Linked DNA regions of Homo sapiens: region 2 is linked to region 1. The links are chromatin loops, found by intact Hi-C in ENCODE. Cell type or tissue: endothelial cell of umbilical vein. All regions are shown on one strand. Links, peaks and the distances in the headings refer to the core of each region. The heading gives the core; the rest is flanking DNA.

Region 1 (4,409 bases), core at 163-4,162:
TTTATTTCACCTCATGTTTGAAATCTATTTCTGCTGTTCATGGGCTTCTGGGTTTTAGGTTTCATTTAAAACATTAAAAATGTTGTTCCACTATTTGCCCACTCGCATTGTTTATGATCTACTCTAATCCCTATCTTTGTTTCTCTGTATATAGCATGTCTTTTTCTCTTCTGCTTTTTAAGATTCTGTACAACTTGTTTTCAGTAATTTGATTGTGATATACAGTTTTCTTCTGCTTCTTGTGCTTGGGGATTCTCAAGACTCTTGCATCTCTGGGTTTGTAGTTTGCACCAAGTTTGAAACCTTTTTAACCATCATTTCTTCAAATATTTGTTGGGCCTGGCTTCCCCCCTGCCTTGTGAAAATCCAATTGTGCATATGATATCAATAGATTGCTTGAAGTTCACCCACAGTTCATTGACACTCCTTTTTACGATCATTTTCTTCTGGGCTTTTTTTTTTTTAGATAGAGTCTCACTCTGTCACCCAGGCTGGAGTACAGTGGCATGATCTCGGCTCACTGCAACCTCTGCCTCCCGGATTCAAGCAATTCTCGTGCCTCAGCCTCCCCAGTAGCTGGGATTACAGGCACGCACCACCATGCCCGGCTACTTTTTTGTATATTTATTAGAGATGGGGTTTTACCATGTTGGCCAGGCTGGTCTTGAACTCCTGACCTCAGACGATCTGCCTGCCTCGGCTCCCAAAGTGCTGGGATTACAGGCGTGAGCCACTGCTCTCTGCCTGTTGCTTATTTTTTTATAGTAATTTTTGTTATGTCTTTAAATTTACTAATATTCTCTTCTGTAATATCCAATCTGCTGTTAGTTACAACCAGTCAATTTTACTTTTCAGACATTATAGCTTTCACCTCTAGAAGTTTGACTTTTGCCTCTCTTGTGTCTTCCAAGTGTCTGCCTAACATTGTGAATATACAAAATGCAATTATAAGAACCGCCCTAATGTCTTTGTTTGCCGTTTCTAACATCAGTGTCAGTTTTGAGTGAATTCAATTGATTGAATCCCCCATTCATTTTATTTTCTTGCTTTGTTGCATGTGTGATCATCTTTGATTGGATGCCTGACACTTGACTTCATTGTGTTGAGTACTGAATGTTTGTGTTTACTGGCATCTGAAGAGATCCTGCTGAACTTCTTGCACTTTGTTCTGCCATGCTGTTAGTGGAGACAGTGTGACTTATTTGGGTCTTGCTTTTATGGTTTGTTACATGGTTCTGAAGTAGAGTTACATCAAGGGTTAATTCTGCACTTTAAAGTGGGAAGAAATTCTCGGGTACTATACTCAACATGCTTTGGATTGAGGTTTTACAGCGGAGTTTCTGGAAGAGGCTCTACGCCTGCCCTTGTGTGCATACTGGGCAATGTTTGATTTCAGCTTTTTGTGTGGTTCTTTCTCAGACCTACATACTTTGCTCACATGAATGTGCTAATCAGCACTTTCATGAACATTCAAAGTATTTCTGCATATCCCCAGATTTCTCTCTCTCTCTTCCACTGTGTCCTGAGAACTCTACCTACTTTGGGGCCCCATGACTCTCAGTTCCAGTCTCTTCATTTTAGGGAATCTTCTGGGCTGTTCCTGAGTTTCCCCTCTGTAAGTCACCACCTTGAAATTCTCTTGAGGAAAAAAGGTGGGGAAGTGAATAGAATCCTCCTCATTTTTTTTTTATTTTCTGTCTCTCAGGAAATATATTATAATTAGGCCTTTCATTGCTGAATTTTGAGTATTTTGAAACTAGTCTTCTGTATATTTTTGTCTGATTTTTGTTTTTGTTGTTATTGGTGGGGGCATGAATCTTATCCTGTTTATTCCATCTTGGCAGGAAGTGCAAGTCCCACACAAGTAATTTGAACAGGAAAAATTTAATAGAAATAATGTTCACAAGTACTAATGTGGTTAAGTCATAAGAGGGTCAAAATAGAACTCTAACAGGTAGAAAATTTGCAACAGCAGAAAGTAGCTACCACCTATTTTAAGGAGCGTGAACAAAGGAAGAACTTAAAACACCAGAAATGCCTAGTTCCCTACCTCCCCAAGGCTTAGATTCAAATCCTTTGGAGAAGGTGTGTGTGGCTGTCACAGAAACACGCACTCAGCTGGTGGTTAAAAAGCTGGTACAGAATGCTGGCCAGGGTTGATCCACAAGGGCTGCTTAGATGAGAACTACTGAATTACTTATGCCTCATCTCCTGGTTTTTTTTTTTTGTTTGTTTTGTTTTTTTGCACGAACAGTACCCTGGAGGCAGGAAAGAAAGCTCTTTCCTCCTGCAATGGTATTAGAAGCCTCTCTAGTGCCCTCTATTGACAAAGCCTAATAGATCAGTTAGTAAAAGAAAAATTTCAACAGAGCCCAGCAGTCAAAGTGTTACAAAGCAGAGAGAAGGGTCCATTTGGAGCTGAAAATTGATAGACTGGTAACAGGGTCAATGGAATATGCTGTACAGCAATAATTAAGAATGATGTGATGCTGTATGAAGCGACTTGAATATTATAAATTTAAAATGGAATAAAGGAAACCATGCACAGGAGAGTATATGCTTAATAATTTCATTTATATAAATATCACAAAGAGGTAAAGATGATAATCTCTGTAGGTAGAATTGGAATAGTATTACATTTCAGAGAAAGTCATTGAGGATGTATATGGAAATGCCTTCTGAGTGCTTGGTTTTTTTTATTGCTTTCTTTTCATTTTAATTTTCTATTTATTGATCAATTAATATGACCCTAGAAGAGGAAGTACAGCATAATATTTTTGTGATACAAAGCAAGCAAAAGAAAACAATATATTGCTTATCCTTACACATATTAGTAATTAAGCCATGTTATATATTAACATGTTAGTAATAAATACGAAATTCAGCATAAGAGCTTTGGTTTGTGGGAAGGTGAGTGGAAATAGAGTTAGAGCAGAGGCAGTTACTGGTAATATTTTAGCTTGTATGAGAACCTCCCAGGGATTATTACATTTTTATGCTTTATAACATAATGATATAAGAAAACTTTAACTGAATTGTGTAAAAAAATTCAAGAATCCCTGAAAATTGGGCAATTTTGAAATTGTTTCCAAAAGAAATCAGAAACCTTCTATGCCAATTCTATTTTAAATACACAGAGCTATTAGGGGCAATTTATACCCACATACTCTGTGTCTTCAAATGTAAGGTGATTACTCCATTTTTGATATTAGAATATCCAAAAAGTGCTATTTAACTTATATGAACATATAATATTTGGAGAAAAATGTCTTACAAAGTGAAAATGTCAAAGTTATTTTACATGTGATTTATTCAGTTTCCTTTATATTGCAAAAATCATGGATTATTTAAGTAATAGATTATATATATGTGTAGATGTATATATTTAAGTTACAGTTAATGAATGGATTTATCTAAATCTACACATAGATCTTTAGCATCCTATCTTTGTCACAGTAAAGTTACTCTATTAGTTTTACCGCACATGGAGAACATACCTATTTGACGACTCTGTGAACACCAGAAGTAGGGTAACCGATGACAACTAATAGAACTTTTCATTAAGGACTGTAGAAAGCAACACTTAGTAGACTTGAACAATAATGAAAACAAGCTCAAATAAGGGCAAAATATTTGAAAGGGCTGTTTAGACTGTCTTCAAAATAAAATAGTATAGAGAATTCACCATAAATGAATAACTTCAGTCAAATGTAAAGACTCCATTTTTATTAGGGATACCTCTGGAAAAATGTTTAAAATTTAGACATACAGGGTAAGTTTTAATTGTTTATTTTGATTGAATGGCCAGACTCCCTGCTTCATTATATTGTCACCCAGAAAACCTATATGCCTGATATCTGCTTTTCAGTAATTGTGTACCTTAATATTCTTCCAATAAAATAGGGATAGTTATTTACTTAAACTTAAGTTGCCTAAGTTGTTTACTTAAATAATTATCACTATTTTGTAAATTGCCTGTTTAAAGAAAATGTATGGTGCTAAGATTAAGGTTGATAGGCCAATCTATTGTGGTTTGTGAATTGATCGTTCTGATTCAAATTTCAATCTGAAGATAGTTGTAAAAAATTTCACATTGTTTTCTGATATATTTCAGATGAGACTTCCCTTTATTTATGTAATTTGATACATTTTGTACTTCATTCTTATACAACATAACAAACTTTTCATGTAGTGTAAATTGAAAACTTCACAAATACTCAATAAGTCTGATTAATGAGGACTTCAACTGGTCATTTAGATAGTAAAACTAGTTTAATTGTAGATTGTAATGACTTCATTGTCAATGCACATAAAAAGCAACCTTCTATTTCACATGATATGTATCTTCTGACTTCAGCTATATGGAAAGGGAAGCCCATTGTTTTCCGACAATAACAAGGCTGAATAAG
Region 2 (4,409 bases), core at 155-4,154, 640 kb before region 1:
AAGCAAGTAACAGAATAGGAGAAAATATTTGCAAACATATGTCTGACAAGTATTAAGTATCTAGAATGCTTCAAGAACTCTTACAAATCAGCAGTAAAAACACAATTCAATTAAAAGATGAACAAAGTTCAATATTAAGCTATTCCCCAGAGAAGATACACAAATGGCCAATAAGCAGTGAAAAGATACTAGCATTAGTCATTAGAGAATGCAAATCAAACCTACAATGAAATAGCACTTTGCACCTACTAGGTGGCTATAATTAAAAAATAAGCAAACAGAAACAAAACAACTATTGGTGTGGATGTAGAGTAATCGGAATCCTCATACATTGCTAGTAGGAATGAAACATGGTACAGCCACTATGAAAAAAGAAATGTTTTCAGTTCCTCAACAAGTTAAACATAGAATTACCATATGACCCAGCAATTCCGCAGCTAGGTAAATGCCTGAGAGAAGTGTGTTAGTCCATTTTCACACTGCTGATAAACACATCCCCGGGGCTGGGTAATTTATAACATAAAAGAGGTTTAATGGACTCCCAGTTCCACGTGGCTGAGGAGGCCTCACTCACAATCACAGCAGAAGGTGAAAGACATGTCTTACATGGCAGCCAGCAAGAGAGGATGAGAGCCAAGTGAAAGGGGCTTTGCCCTTATAAAACCATTGAGATCTCATCAGACTTATTCACTACCATGAGAACAGTATGGAGAAAACCACCCCCATGATTCAATTATCTCCCACCATGTCCTTTCCACATGTGGGAAGTATGGTAACCACAATTCAAGATGAAATTTGGGTGGGGACACAACAAAGCCATATCTGAAGTAAGACAAATTATCTCACAAAACTATACACCAATATTCCTAGCAGCATATTCATTATAGGTAAAAGAAGAAAAAAGGCACATGTCCATTATATTCATACAATAGAATATTATTCCATCATAAAAAGGAATGCGGTAGTGTTACATACTACATGATGAACCTTGAAAATATTATGCTAAGTGAAACAAGTCTGACACGAAAGACCACATAATGTATGATTCCATACAGAAGAAATGTTCAGAACAAGTAAAGGCACAGAGGCATAAAATAGATTAGTGGTTGCCAGTGGCTGGCGGGAGATTTCCATTAACAGCTAACATGTACAGGGTTTCTTTTTGGGTTATCAGAAAATTCTGGATTTCATATTTATTGTTGCAGAGCATAGTGAATATACTAAAACAAACAAACAAAACACTAACATATACTCTTGTAACTGGTGAATTTTGCTTATGTGAAAAATATGTCAGTAAAAATGCTAAAGTAAAACAACCTGAAGAGTTGACTATATATATTTGTAGATATACACAAGTATGCATTTAGCTTTTATAAACAATGTCTTGTTAAATTATTACTAGCAATTTTATAGTCAGTTAAGATTGAATACATGTTTAATTCCTGCCTTTATTGAATATTCATTCTGCAACTACTTGTGCTGGGCACTGTCCTAGGTTCAAATAATTTAACAATAATTAAGAGAGACATGCTTCTTCTAGAAAAGATCAATGATTTGAAAACATTTTTATTTCAGGACACTTTTATACTCTTGAAAATTATTGAGGACCCCAAAGAACTATTTTTTATATAGGATACATCCATCAATATTCACTTTATTAGATATTAAACTGAGAAAAATATTTTAAGCATGTGTTGAAATAATAAACTATTTTAATATAAATAATGCATGTATTAAAATATTTTCTATTAGAAACATTTTAGAGAAGAGTAAAATTATTTCATATTTTTGCAAATATTTTGACATCTGACTGAAGAGAAGATTTTCAGATTTTTACATCTGCTCCAGCATTTAGTCTATTGCAGGCTCTTGTTTTGGTTAAAATGTATGAAGGAAATTTTGCCTTGCACGGATATGGAAAAGAGAGGAGTATTTCAATTACCTTTTCAGAAAATTGTGAATATATATGTATATATATGTGTGTGTATATATATGTGTACAGATAGATAGATAGATGATAGATAGATAACTACATCAGCACTAAACAAGTGGTAATTTCTTACATGTTTGTTGCAATGTGTAATCCGGAACTGTATCAGTGAAATTCTTATAACCTGTTACATTAAAATTGATTGGTCGTTCTTTCACTTTGAAGAGATCTTTTAATCAAAAGTGATTTTGCAGAATTTTGCATTGGTCATTTGGAAAAGGTTTGTTCATGAAGCTTTGCAGATTTTCCAATTGTTGATACATTTTATGATACAAATAACACTTGTTAATACCACCACTGTTCTCAAAAGGAGTTTTAAGTGTGGAAGCCGTAAGCTGCCAAGCTAATGGTGGCACACACACGTTTTCCGAAATTCTGCTTTTCACTTGAAAGCTAGAATTTTATAATGAATAACAAGTACTGTCAGATGTTTCCCTTAGGGTCACTTTGTTCATGTTTGAAAAAGAAAAGTCTGCCAAATGCCTACTTATGAATTACCATGGTTTGTCAGTCATTCTCTCAATTAGAAGCGAAGAGCTACCAAAAAGTAGGCAGCGAACTCTCACTCCAACGACCGCATGAGCGCCCCCTGCCGTCAACTGTCACGCTGCCGTGCAGCAGAAGTGCTGGATTTCATCTGAGGATGTGAAAAAGGCATGTACTCAGGATGGAAATTCCACATAATGAACACTTTTCGCTGCTTCATCAAGGACGTGCTTAACTAAAAGCAGCATCGTTTTTGGTTGTTTGTTTACACTGGGTGTGTAGCAGTGAAGACTTCAGTGGCACCTAGTGCGGTAGCTCCTCGATTCTTCATCTGCACTTTCGCCATTGATGCGCCACTAGTTTTGCTCCCCTTATGCAATGTTAGCACAGTGAAAAAGACAAATACATTTCGTTTTGTTTTGTTTTTTTTGAGATGGAGTCTCTCTCTGGCGCCAAGGCTGGAGTGCAGTGGCGTGATCTCGGCTCACCACAAGCTCCGCCTCCCGGGTTCCCGCCATTCTCCTGCTTCAGCCTCCCTCCCGAGTAGTGTAGCTGGGACTACAGGCGCCCGCCGCCACGCCCGGCTAATTTTTGTATTTTTAGTAGAGACAGGGTTTCACCATGTTGGACAGGATGGTCTGCATCTCTTTACCTCGTGATCCGCCCAATTCGGCCTCTCAAAGTGTTGGGATTACAGGCGTAAACGTTTCTTAATATTATGGCAATAAATATAGTTTTGGCTCCAGAGTCCCCCTAAAAGTGTATTGGGACACCCAGAGACCTGCCTGAGCACCATAACTGGATAACTGCTGCTCTAGATTCTAAAACTTTCTCTGAGTTGCTTTATCAATTGTCCTTTTCTTGTTTTCTTACACATGGGAGATTCTTCCTCATTGTCTCTGAAAATCCTCATGTTTCTTATGGTTATTTTATATGGCTTCATGATGCACACACACATCCTTATATATATTTTCTTCCGAATCTTCTCTAACATGCCCTCTTCTTGCCTATAGATCATGACAGTATTCTACGTACATATTTTGAGGAGTTTTTATTATGTTCACTCTGGGAGAGCTTTCGCTCCTCAGGGTACAGGAGACTTGTGAACCCCAGAGTCAGTGGCAGTGCCTGCACTCCCTAGCTTGCTGCTCACATCGGTAGCTGAAATGCCTTAGTCTTGCTTCAGTTATTTCCTTTAAATAGATGCTAGGTCGAATAGGTGTTGTGGCCTCTTAGTAACTGAGTGATGGGAGAGGTCATTTCTTTGCTTATAAGAACACACTGCTTTCTAAGTGAGAAGAGCCCAGCTTCCTGACAGAGCACCATTAGAAGAACCCTCCACTGTCCTTGTTAGGTTATAGTGCTTATCAATTTCTCTCCTTTACAGGGCCCAATCCAATGAGTGACCTGTTTTGGGAAGCAAACATGTTAAAAGAAACCCTACTTGAAAGTTAAAGACTACAATTGCATTTTAGAATATAGACTAGTGCTACCAATTGTGATTGTCCTCCTGAACGCTATGCTTTTGTGACAGTTAATGGAATTTAAAAAGGAAAAGTAAACGTATCTATAACCTAACTTTTGTAATGGAAAGGATTGGATTGGAATGGAATCCTAATACATTATTTCTCTCAGAATTAAGTCCATTGTTCTTAACCTGTTATTCTTCAGTGACCTCGCAGGACTGCAAGCTACCTAAAACTGAATGTAAGATTTTGTGAGTTTTTTTTTTTTTTCCCTGCATGATATATAGACATATATACACTGGGGAAAGAATATCAAAAGGTACATTTGTTTTATTCATTCAAATATTAAATATCCAAATATTTCTTATATACATAGGTATAGGTATTTAGTTATTGGATGGTAAAATATATATATTTTTATATGTATGTTTTGGTCATTTCACTTGGTAAAATAGAGCATCAGTGTG

What was found. Hi-C counts contacts between places; a loop is a spot of excess contacts. Peaks named below come from ENCODE experiments on the same cell type or tissue, not always from the same donor. Only the 100,000 strongest peaks of a DNase experiment are listed, where the experiment ranks them.
Region 2: it touches region 1 in a loop (2.5-fold over the local background); 1 of 110 quality-filtered maps calls a loop at or near these places.

Annotation. Positions count from the first base shown.
Region 1 is chr13:104,771,772-104,776,180 of GRCh38, reverse strand. The region is part of intron 3 of LOC107984606 (a long non-coding RNA gene); the gene reads left to right. Among named protein-coding and RNA genes, the nearest start is that of DAOA, 690 kb to the left of the region's middle. In endothelial cell of umbilical vein, for the core only: a CTCF peak has its summit at 2,315 (motif pointing left); a DNase peak (open chromatin) is centred at 2,300.
Region 2 is chr13:105,408,977-105,413,385 of GRCh38, reverse strand. It overlaps LOC105370344 (a long non-coding RNA gene), which reads right to left and starts at 2,570. Exons shown (of 2, transcript XR_931697.2): 1 at 2,489-2,570. In endothelial cell of umbilical vein, for the core only: a CTCF peak has its summit at 2,585 (motif pointing left); a DNase peak (open chromatin) is centred at 2,575.